2 separate regions of the Homo sapiens genome follow, and region 1 is linked to region 2. A link is a loop called in an ENCODE intact Hi-C map of the cell type or tissue named here. Cell type or tissue: endothelial cell of umbilical vein. All regions are shown on one strand.

What was found. Peaks named below come from ENCODE experiments on the same cell type or tissue, not always from the same donor. Only the 100,000 strongest peaks of a DNase experiment are listed, where the experiment ranks them.
Region 1: it touches region 2 in a loop (14-fold over the local background); 66 of 110 quality-filtered maps call a loop at or near these places.

What each region holds. Positions count from the first base shown.
Region 1 is chr11:76,548,982-76,553,981 of GRCh38, forward strand. It overlaps EMSY (EMSY transcriptional repressor, BRCA2 interacting), which reads left to right. Exons shown (of 22, transcript NM_001300942.2): 22 at 971-4,050. The coding sequence ends at 1,165. Among named protein-coding and RNA genes, the nearest start is that of LINC02757, 79 kb to the right of the region's middle. RefSeq lists an enhancer at 4,117-4,667. In endothelial cell of umbilical vein, a CTCF peak has its summit at 2,608; DNase peaks (open chromatin) are centred at 2,000 and 2,650; H3K27ac peaks cover 819 bases.
Region 2 is chr11:76,678,524-76,683,523 of GRCh38, forward strand. It overlaps the pseudogene GUCY2EP. Among named protein-coding and RNA genes, the nearest start is that of LRRC32, 10 kb to the left of the region's middle. In endothelial cell of umbilical vein, a CTCF peak has its summit at 2,514 (motif pointing left); a DNase peak (open chromatin) is centred at 2,488.

The sequences.
Region 1 (5,000 bases), 130 kb before region 2:
CTCTGTCCACGTTCTCTTGGAGCTTACATTTTAAGAGTAAGAAACAATTTAACAGATGATAAATGCAATGAACAAAAATGTAACAGAATGTAATAGAGATGGGGGTGGGATGAACCCACTACTTTTGGGTTGGTGGTCATGGAAGGAAAGCTTTTCCAAGCATTTGAACCAAGTTGCAGATGACAGGACAGAGCCAACCATGCCATGATTTGGAGGAAGAATATTCCAGGAAGAGAGGAAGGACTAGTACAAAAGCACTAATGTACAAGTGAGTTTGGCATGAGGCTGGTAGCCATGGTAGGGTGTTTGGTTGTATAGTGAGTACAATAGGAAACAATGTTGGGGTTTTAAACAAGAGTATGACATGAACTGATAAACCTTTTTAAAGGATGTCTAATAAAGAGGAAAAAGAATCTGACAAGGCAGTGTACCTATGATATTTACTTACACAGAGGTCTACAGCAAGTGTTCTTCTACTGGTACTCGTCTTGCAGATAATAAAGGGCAAAATTAGGCTACATTTACATTTACATTTGCTTAATAATAAATGAAAGCTTTATTCAAAGTTCTTCTCTTGAATTAGGCAATAGATTTGAGCCTCCTTTGTTAGAAGAGGCACCATAAAGGAGTGGAAAGATTGCTTTCAGTTGTACAAGATTTGGATTTGAATCTTGGCATTAACCCTGACCAACTGTGTGACTTTGGTTAAGTCATCTACCCTCTCAGTTTCCTCATTTGTAAATGGGAATAATAATTTTCTTATAGTGTTGTCACAGGGATTTAGCAGAATATGATGGGATTTAGTAGAATGTGATGTGTGAAAGCACCTTGCACAGTGCCTGGCATGTAGTAGTTGTCCAGTTGTCCAAAAAATGTCAGTTTTCTTTTTTTTTTTTTTCTTGATATTGTTGGGGAAGTTATTCTGCTACCTTTTCTTACCATAAAGATTCTCCTGTGTCTTCTCTTCCAGGCTATTCCTCAGTATGCTATTCCTTGTCACTCCAGCTCCAATGTGGTGGTGGAGCCCAGTGGGCTTCTTGAGCTAAACAACTTCACTAGTCAACAGCTGGATGATGAGGAGACAGCAATGGAGCAGGACATAGACAGTAGCACGGAGGATGGAACTGAACCCAGCCCTTCTCAGAGCTCTGCTGAACGGTCCTAGTGTTTGGACACAATAGTGCACTTTAAAACCTGCTTGGTTACCAAGTGTCCAGGGAAACCCTTGTATTTTGATGACTAAAAAGAGCACTTTGCCCGTACTTAGGCTGTGGACCCTAAAACAGCAGTGTTTCAACAAGATGTTGCTGCAGGAGCAGCTTTTTAAAACAAGATAAAACTCACAGGGGAATGTACTTTTTTAAAAAAAAATGAAAAAGAAAAAAAAAGCTGCACATTTACAGTGACTTAAGACCTGGTCTTCTTTCTCTGTTGGATCATGGCCGGTGAAACAGTTTTGTCTTGCAGTGGAAAGAGACTTCCTGTGAATGTTTCTCAACTGGTTTCTACTGAGCAAAATACCATCTAAAAGGAGAATGTGAATAGTTGTATTTTGAAATGATGTGTCAGGAAAAGTTTTTTAAAAACTTGTATGTTTTTGCAAATCCCTGGAAGTGTTGAATTGGTTAAAATTTTACATTTTCTCAGTTCATAATTAGTTTATAAACACCTAGAATAATACTGGCATTAAAGAATCCTTGTTGGATGGTAGAAATCAGATCCCTAACCAGTGGGAGGTACTTTTTGGGTGGCTTGTGCATTCTTATCAGTTGTGTGCTAATTTATTGTATTGTTCCTTTGTGCTCTAAGCAGCACACTTGCCTTCTATTTATTTAAGTGTAAACATTTCAAAGCAGGCCGTACTCCTTCTGACAAATTTCTTGTAAACCAGGATTGCCTACGCTTTCCACTGTCGTCGTCTCCCCACTTTCCCTCTTCCTTTAAGAAAACTTACTAAAAAATGTTTCATTGCGAAGCAGAGGAAAAGAAACGTTTTCAGACCTAAAGGAAATGTTTGGTCATGTTAAGAAAACAAATTATTCATTCATATGATGCTTTCTTAACGTTGAAATTGCACATTCACATTGGACTGAGACTTTGAAAATAACTTTTACATACTTTTGTTTAAGCCCCTTTGAAATGTATAAAAAGTTCATTTACAGTTCTAAATGTAATGTTTTTAAGCCTTCTATCTTTTTAGGACACAGTTTGTTTAAGCAATATGTTTTGGTCTTGTGATCACTGTCTGTCACAAGTAGAGTGAAAGGGGTAAGGGGGTGGGAGGGTAAGAGTTTTGACAAGTTGTGGCAAAGGAAACTATACTTTTCATTTTTAAAAATGTAAATAGAAAAGTTTTTAACGGTTTTATATAGATTTCACTATAAATAAGCATTTTAAGACTGACAAATGTTGAACTGTACATACATTTATCAGCATAACTGCCCAGTTTTTTTGGTGCTGAAGTACTGTAAGTAGAATTCATCAACGGTCTCCTAATTTTTGCATCTACATCTGGGGGGAAAAAGCTGTGATACTATAGTTAATAAATTCCCACTAGAGTGACACTGAAGATTTAAACACAAGCATTCATAAGATGCGCTGATCTCTGGTGGTTGTCACTAGTTCTGCTAGGTGATAATGATTTACCCATAGATGGAGCTGTTGGATATTATTTTATTGTACAAATTCATGTTTAAAAAACTTTGTGACTGTTTCTAGTTAAGTAATTTTTTAACCTTTCTTGGGTCATAGACTTCTTTGGTAAACTATGAACTCTCACCAAAAAGATACACATGCAACATGTTAAATACATGTTAGACTTTGCATACAATTTTAGGGGCTCATGGGCCTCTAAGCCTATCCATGTATTCCAGGTTAAGCCCTCTGTTATGATCAATCCATTACTTACAGATTAAGTTTTTATAAAATAAAGTATCTTTTAAATATTCATGGATCAAGTAACAAGAGCAAACTTGAATAAAGTTATGTTCTACATATTTTGGCAGCATAGCATACCTGTGTCCCTTGAGAATTTAGCCTTCATATGTTTCTGCAATTGGAATGGCAAATAAAAGTGCTATCATCTACATTTTTTTAAAGAATTACAAATATTAAGAAATTATCAAGTGAAATTTAAAATTTTTCTTTTAAAGGTGTTAATTCCAAATAGAGCATGCATTCATTTATTTATTCAACAAATATTAATTGAGCATCTTCTGTATGACAAGTAGTATTCTGTGCACTGGGGATACCATAGTGAACAAACAGGAAATCCTATCCTTATGAAGTTTATAAACAGGGCTTCCTGCTCATGAAATGGATACAAGGAATGAAGACAGGAGAAAATAAGAACAATACTTAGGTTTTTTTATAAAGTGGATAGATGATGATGCCATATATGGATTTTCAGACATCCCTTTACTGAAAGTCTTAGCATTATATCTATTAGTATTCCACATTTAAGTACATAATTTAAAAGTAATTTAAAGTCATCTCTTTGAAGGATATTAACAAATTACAATGCAAATGCTACAGAATTTTTAGAATCCTAACAACTATTAGGCAGTGATAAGAAAAATCCATTTGGCTTAAAGTAAACTTTAATAAGTGCCTAGTATTGCAGATGCAGTTTATGGTGAACTTAGAGGATTAAAAACCAAAGGGGGCTTCATTGAGATATTCACATGCCATAAACTCTCCCATTTAAAGTATACCGTTTAATGGTTTTAGTATATCCACAGAGTTGGGCAAGCCATTACCACAATCAATTTGAGAACATTTTCATTAATCACAAAAGAAATCCTGAAATGAAACCACCACCACCATCGCTCCAGCCCTGGGTGGCCACTCCTCTACTTTCTGCCTCTTATGGATGTGCCATAAGAAATGTGGACATTTCATATAAATGAGATTATATAATATGTGGTCTTTTGTGACTTCTTTCACTTAGCGTATTTTCAAGGTTCATCCGTGTTGTAGAATGTGTCAGTACTACATTTCTTTTTATGGCCATTCCATTGTGTGAAATATATCACATTTTGTTTACCCGTTTATCAGCTGATGGATATTTGCATTGTTTACACTTTTGGGCTATTATGAATGATGCTGCTATGAACAATTTGTGTACAAGTTTTACGTATTTTCAGTTCTTATGGGTATATACCTAGGAGTGAAATTGCTGGGTCATACAGTGACTGTTTAACCTTCTGAGCAAGTGCCAGACTCTTTTCCACAGGGACTGCATATCAGCAGTCTATAGGAGTTTCAGTTTCTCCACATCCTTGCCAACACTTGCTGCTGTTTGTCTTTTTTATTCTAGTCATCCTCATGTATGAATTGTAAAGTGCTACCCCATTGTGGTTCTAATTTCCATTCCTCTGATGGCTAATGATGAGCATCTTTTCATGTGCATATTGGCCATTCATGTATCTTTAGAGAAATACCTCTTCAGCTTCCTTGCCCATTTTCCAATTATTTTCTTTTTCTCTCATTTTAAATTGAGAATTTTTGAAGTATAGGAAATACTACTAATCTTAAGAGAAAAGTAATGTTTATCACCCTTAAAATCCTAGGTTAGGTTCTAGTTCTGCTTCTCTAATGTAACAAATTGCTTAGCAGTATTAAAACAGTATAGCTTCATAATTGAAAACTTGCTTTTAATTACATTTCTTTTTGAGGTTCTCACAGTAGCCTGCTAAGGTAGGAGACTTAGTACAAAGGAAATAGTAGTCAGGCGGTCTGGATTTGACCCTTAGACTCTTCTGTGTATTGATCATGTGAATTTTAGCAAGTCACATTTCCTCTCCGAGTCAGTTTCTCCATAATAAAAGTGAGTATTTCTAACCCCATGGGACTATTATGAAGACAAGATGAAACAGTACACGTAAAAATGCCAGTGAGAGTCGGGTGCTCAGTATTTTTTGAGTCCAGTAATTACACCACTCCTACTTTATAAATAGAAAACTGAGGGTTCAAAGAAGTTAAATGATGTACTAAAACTC
Region 2 (5,000 bases):
CACTTCCCGTTTTCCTGTCTCTTTCACCACACATTGGGGCCAGGTTCTATATCACGAACCCACATACATCCTCCACCATCTCCTCTCCCCTTTCTTGCTCTCCCTAGCTGTGCCCAGTTAGCTCTATCAAAGTCCCTCTCCCTCTCTCTTTCTCCTGCCTCTCCCTCCCCCTCTCTCTCTTCCTTCCCATCTATCTCTCCCTCTTTCACCTGATTTAGAGTTACCAGAGGTGAGGGCTGCAGAAACTACCTTGTGGGGTTTCCATGCCATTAAAAGGAAAAAAAAAGCCGAGCCTCCAGTTCAAAAAGCTCTTCATTTCCCTGCTACATAAGTCCAAGAGGCCAAGTGAGAGGGCATGGTGGCTGTGGGAAGAAACAGCCCTCCAGTGGGCTTCCCCAGGCGGGTGGCCAGAGTTCATTAGTTTCTCCGCCTTTTCATTCTTCCGTGTCCCACCTACCCTGCAAGTTCTGACCTTGACCTGGGCCCATAGCACACTCTGGCATCTGCCCCCTCAACTCTTCCATCCACATCCAGAGACCTGGCTGCTGGCCTTGGCTTCACCTGGCCTCACCTGCCCCGTCCTCTGCACCCTACTCCAGCTCCATTCGCTGGGCCCTACCTTGCAGCTGGTGACCTTGTCTGAGTCACCTTTTTCCATATAGTATTTGGCTGGGGCCCATAAGGCCACCAGGGTGGTGCAGGTGGTGGGGGCTTTGGAGTTGAGGTCCAGTTCTGCCACTGGCTTGCTGGGTGACCTTGGACTGAGTCTCAGTAGCTGCATCGAAAATAGAGAATAATCTTTGCCTTGCATGATGGAAGTGAGAGGTACATTGCAGATATTCCATCCACATTAGTTCCTTCTTTCTAGTGAAATAAAGACCCTCCCATGGGCTGCCCACAGGGGAAGCCTTGGAGTCAGTGCCTGGGGAGACCTGAGCCACCCCTTTAAAGGGTTCCTGGACCTTGGACCAGTCTTGTAGTTGTTCTTTGGGTAACCACCAATGAATAAGGAAGCTGAGGCTGGGTGCTGGTGGGCTGGGGACAACACGGAGATTTGGGGATGAGGGGTGATGGGAAAAGGATGGAGAAAGGTGAAGCAGCTGCCAGGGAAGGGACTCCGGGAAGGAGAACTGAGGCTTTAAAAAGTTCATGAAGTTTGGCTGCGTGGTGAGCCATGATGCGTTGTCTTCTCTGGCTCCCAGGAATTCTTCACCAACTCTCCATTTCTCATAGTTGCACTGGGGAGTTGGATGTGGTTTTAGTTTCTGTCAAAGTGAAGAGTGTGGGCTCAAGGTGAACACATGGGAAGAACAGAGACTGCCCTCATGGCCAGCTCCCACCAGCCCATGTCTGTAATAACAATTCTGAAAATATGCTGAGACGATATTGTGATGTTCCTCAAGCTGGAAGGATTTTGTACCCGGACACAATAGTGATGGGGAAGGTTATCTCCAGGCCACTGGCTCCAGGCCTTAATGGGTAAATATAACTACTAAAAGGAATACTTTTTAGAATAAAAACTCTCTAGGTTGAAACTGGGGGTCAGAGGGATTTGGAAGGACAAGACGGGCCAGGGCATAGGGATAGAAAGGGGCTGGGCAGCCAGGGGAGAGAGCTGGCAGGGCCAGCTGGCAGGAGCTCCTCAGCAAAGGCCCTTGGTCATCAGTAGTGCACACTTGCTAAGTCGAAAAGTGACGTCGCAAGGTCTGCGTTGCAGGTAGATTAGGGGTGGGAATAGAGGCAAGAGAGCAGCATGAAGCCTGGTGCCCTTGTTGTGGACCGAAGTCGGAGACCATCGTGGCAGGCCGCACAGGACTTGATGACTGATTGTGGAGGTGGTGGAGAGCTGTCATGAGAAGGACAGGGAAGAGAGGGCCATCACCCATTTCTGCACCAGGAGACCAGGCAGAGCAGTCAGGGTAATTTGTGGCTCACGGGGAAATGTCCACAGATCAGAGATGCTTCTCCTGTCTGTAGATGGGGCAGTCACAACTGCCTCCCAGGAGAGAGTGTGATAGGCCACAGGAGCCAGCATCCAGGCAAGAATGGTATACGATGATCGCCTATGCGTTATGTCATAGAAAATGTTAGTGTCTGGAGGCTGGACACATCCTGGACACACGCCAACTTGGGCCAGGCCTTTCCGGTGGGGACAGGACCCTGAGATCTGCTGTTTCACGATGCACAGGGGCCAGGTTCCATATCCTGGAGCCCACACTCTGCACTTGACAGAGCCAAAAACCACATCCAGCTCCCCAGTGCGCCAGTGAGAAATGGAGAGTTGTTGAAGAACTCTCTTTGTGCTTCAGTCATTCAGGGAAGTTTCCCACGTGGGACTCCTCCGTGGGGTGCCCCATCACTCCATGTATCCCCCTCCTCCCTCTCCCTGCTGGGCAGCGGAGCCCCGGGAGCCTGCGGGCTGGGGAGGGGCCCACGAGTCTCCTGGGTTGCCAGAGGGGCTCCTGGTTCACTCTGGAACAACTTGCCTGCCCCCTAGTGGATTGCTCAAAGAGTCTCTCAGGCCGCGGAAACCTGCGCTGGTCCTGATGGAGAGACTGGGGCCTCCAGCAAGAGGGACTTGTGCAGGGAAGGCCAGGTCAGAGCCTACATGGGAGGTGGCATGGCCAGCCCTTGAGAAGGAGCCGGGCTTGGGTGTCCCACAGCCCCGGGGAACGCAGCAGCCCATTTGGTTTGTCAGTCTCCTCTCAGAGCCTCGTGTCCTCACCACTCAATGAAGATGCAGGGTCCTGAGACGGTGCACACAGCAGGTGCTCAGTACATGTGTGGCCTTTCCCTCCTTCTCTGTGTCACTTCACCTCCCATTCTATGAGAGTGTAGACTCCACTCTGTCTTTTGAGCAAATCTTGATTGTCATGCACGTGGATTTCCTTAAAGGGAGGCTCACCTGCCACCACAGTAGCCTCCTTCACCTCCCCTGATCTGTCATATTTCTTCCCCACTGAACTTTACTGGCCAGACCCTGGGGTCACACAAACAGGGTTCAGATCCACCTTTGCCCTCCAGAAGCCCCCTTCTGCAGGGAGAGGCTGACACAAGACCATACCTAGAGTGTAGTCAGTGATGGACAGGGTGGCCCAGGGCTGAGGGGCCAGAGGAGGTCCCCCTCCCACAGCACGTTGGGATGAAAGGGAGTGTGTCAGGGAAGGATTCCTGGAGGCAGTGGCAGAGGAACAGAGATTTGGAGAGGAAGGAGTTAGCCAGAAGGAGTGGGAAACAGGGAGCTGGGAAAGAGCCTCCAGGCCGGTGCAGGGGTTGGAGGTGAGGGCATCCACTGCAGCATAAGGGCAGTGGTGAGCAGAGGCAGGGCTGCGAGGGGAGCCATGAGCTGACATGCTGCCTGTGCCTGGTGTGCCGGGATCCCAGCTAAGCATCAGATCAACCAAGCTCAGATGCAGAGAACAGCAGAGGAGAAACCAAAAGGCGACCTCAGGAGCTGGCATTGCGGGAGGGGAGATTATTTATTCGATGCCTTTGGGCTAGTTAGTTCCTTAATTTGTTCATTCATCAATTCAGCTTTCTCGTACATGCCTCTTCCTGGGCATTGGACTAAAGGAAGGAACTAGATAAGGTCCCTCCTGTCAAGTGAGGATCAGGCATGGCAGCTACTAATTCCATACCGAGGAGGACTGGGAAAGGGTTTCAGGAGAAGGTGGCATTTTAGGTGGACTTTGAAGGATGTAGAGGCATTCACCAGGTGTTGAAAAAGGGACAAGTCATCTAGGTAGAGAAAATAACAAGAGCAAAGATGCCGCATCATGAGGGGTTTGCAGAAGTGTAAGGAGTGTGTCATAGCCAAACAGTTGGTTGTGTAGGGGGCAGATGAGGTGGGGCCAGCATGTGTAGGGCCTTGAATGCCAGGCTAAAGTATTTGGGCTTTTCTAAGGAGTCCATCTCAAAGTGTGCCCACCTGCAGAACCAGGGACCAAGCAATTCCAGATCACCCAGCCCTGCAAGGACCTTCTGGAAGCCCATAGCTCCATCTGCCATAGTGAGAACCCAACCTCTAGAAATGCCAGAATGTCCCCTTGCTGGGAATGTACTCCAAGGGACAGGTGAATGGTCACAGGCTGCTGGGGGGAAGGCAGGGGGCCTTCATTGGCACCAGCTGGCATTGACTCATCATGAAAGCCATGACTTGGGGCTCCATCTCTGGGGTCCCATCTGAGCATGTGCATGGAAGCCCATGCGAATGCCGTGCTGGCTCCTCCTGAGGGCTTCCTCAGACTCACCTGGAAGGTGCTGTCCTCACCCCTGTTCTGCAGAAGAGGAAGTTGTGTGCTCACTGAGGCTGCCTCCCCTGGGAACCCTCCAGGGACCATTGCTGTTTTTCTGGGCTTTTGTAGCCCTGCATCACCACCTCAGATCAGGAGACAGATGGGCTGACACATACAAGGCACTTCATCCTCCAAGCCTCCAGTTCCTCATCTGTAAAGTGAGCAAATAACTCTCATTTTAGAGAGTGGGCATGGTTGAGACAATATGCATGAAGCTCCTGGCACACACCTGGCCCACAGCAGGTAGCAGGTAAGTGGGGAAATAAATGAGACATAAAGCCTCCCAGGAGGAAACGGCCAGCCCCGGACTGGGGCATGATGCAGGATCCAGGTGGGCATGGGCCTTCTTCCTTTGTCCCTAGCTGATGGAGGAAGGTTAGAGAGAGGTGAGAACCCTGGTGTGTGTTGTGGGGGGGAAATATGGTTTGGCTGTGTCCCCACCCAAATCTCATCTCGAATTGTAATCTGAATGACGTGTCAAGGGAGGGATCTGGTGGGAGGTGATTGGATCATGGGGGTGGTTTCCCCAGGCTGGTCTCATGGTAGTGAGTGAGTTCTCATGAGATCTGGTTGTTTTGTAAGTGTCGGGCGCTTCCCCCTTCTCTCTCTCTCTCTCTCTCTCTCTCTCAACACCATATAAGAGTTGCCTTGCTTCCCTTTGCCTTCTGCCATGATTGTAAGTTTCCTGAGGCCTCCGCAACCATG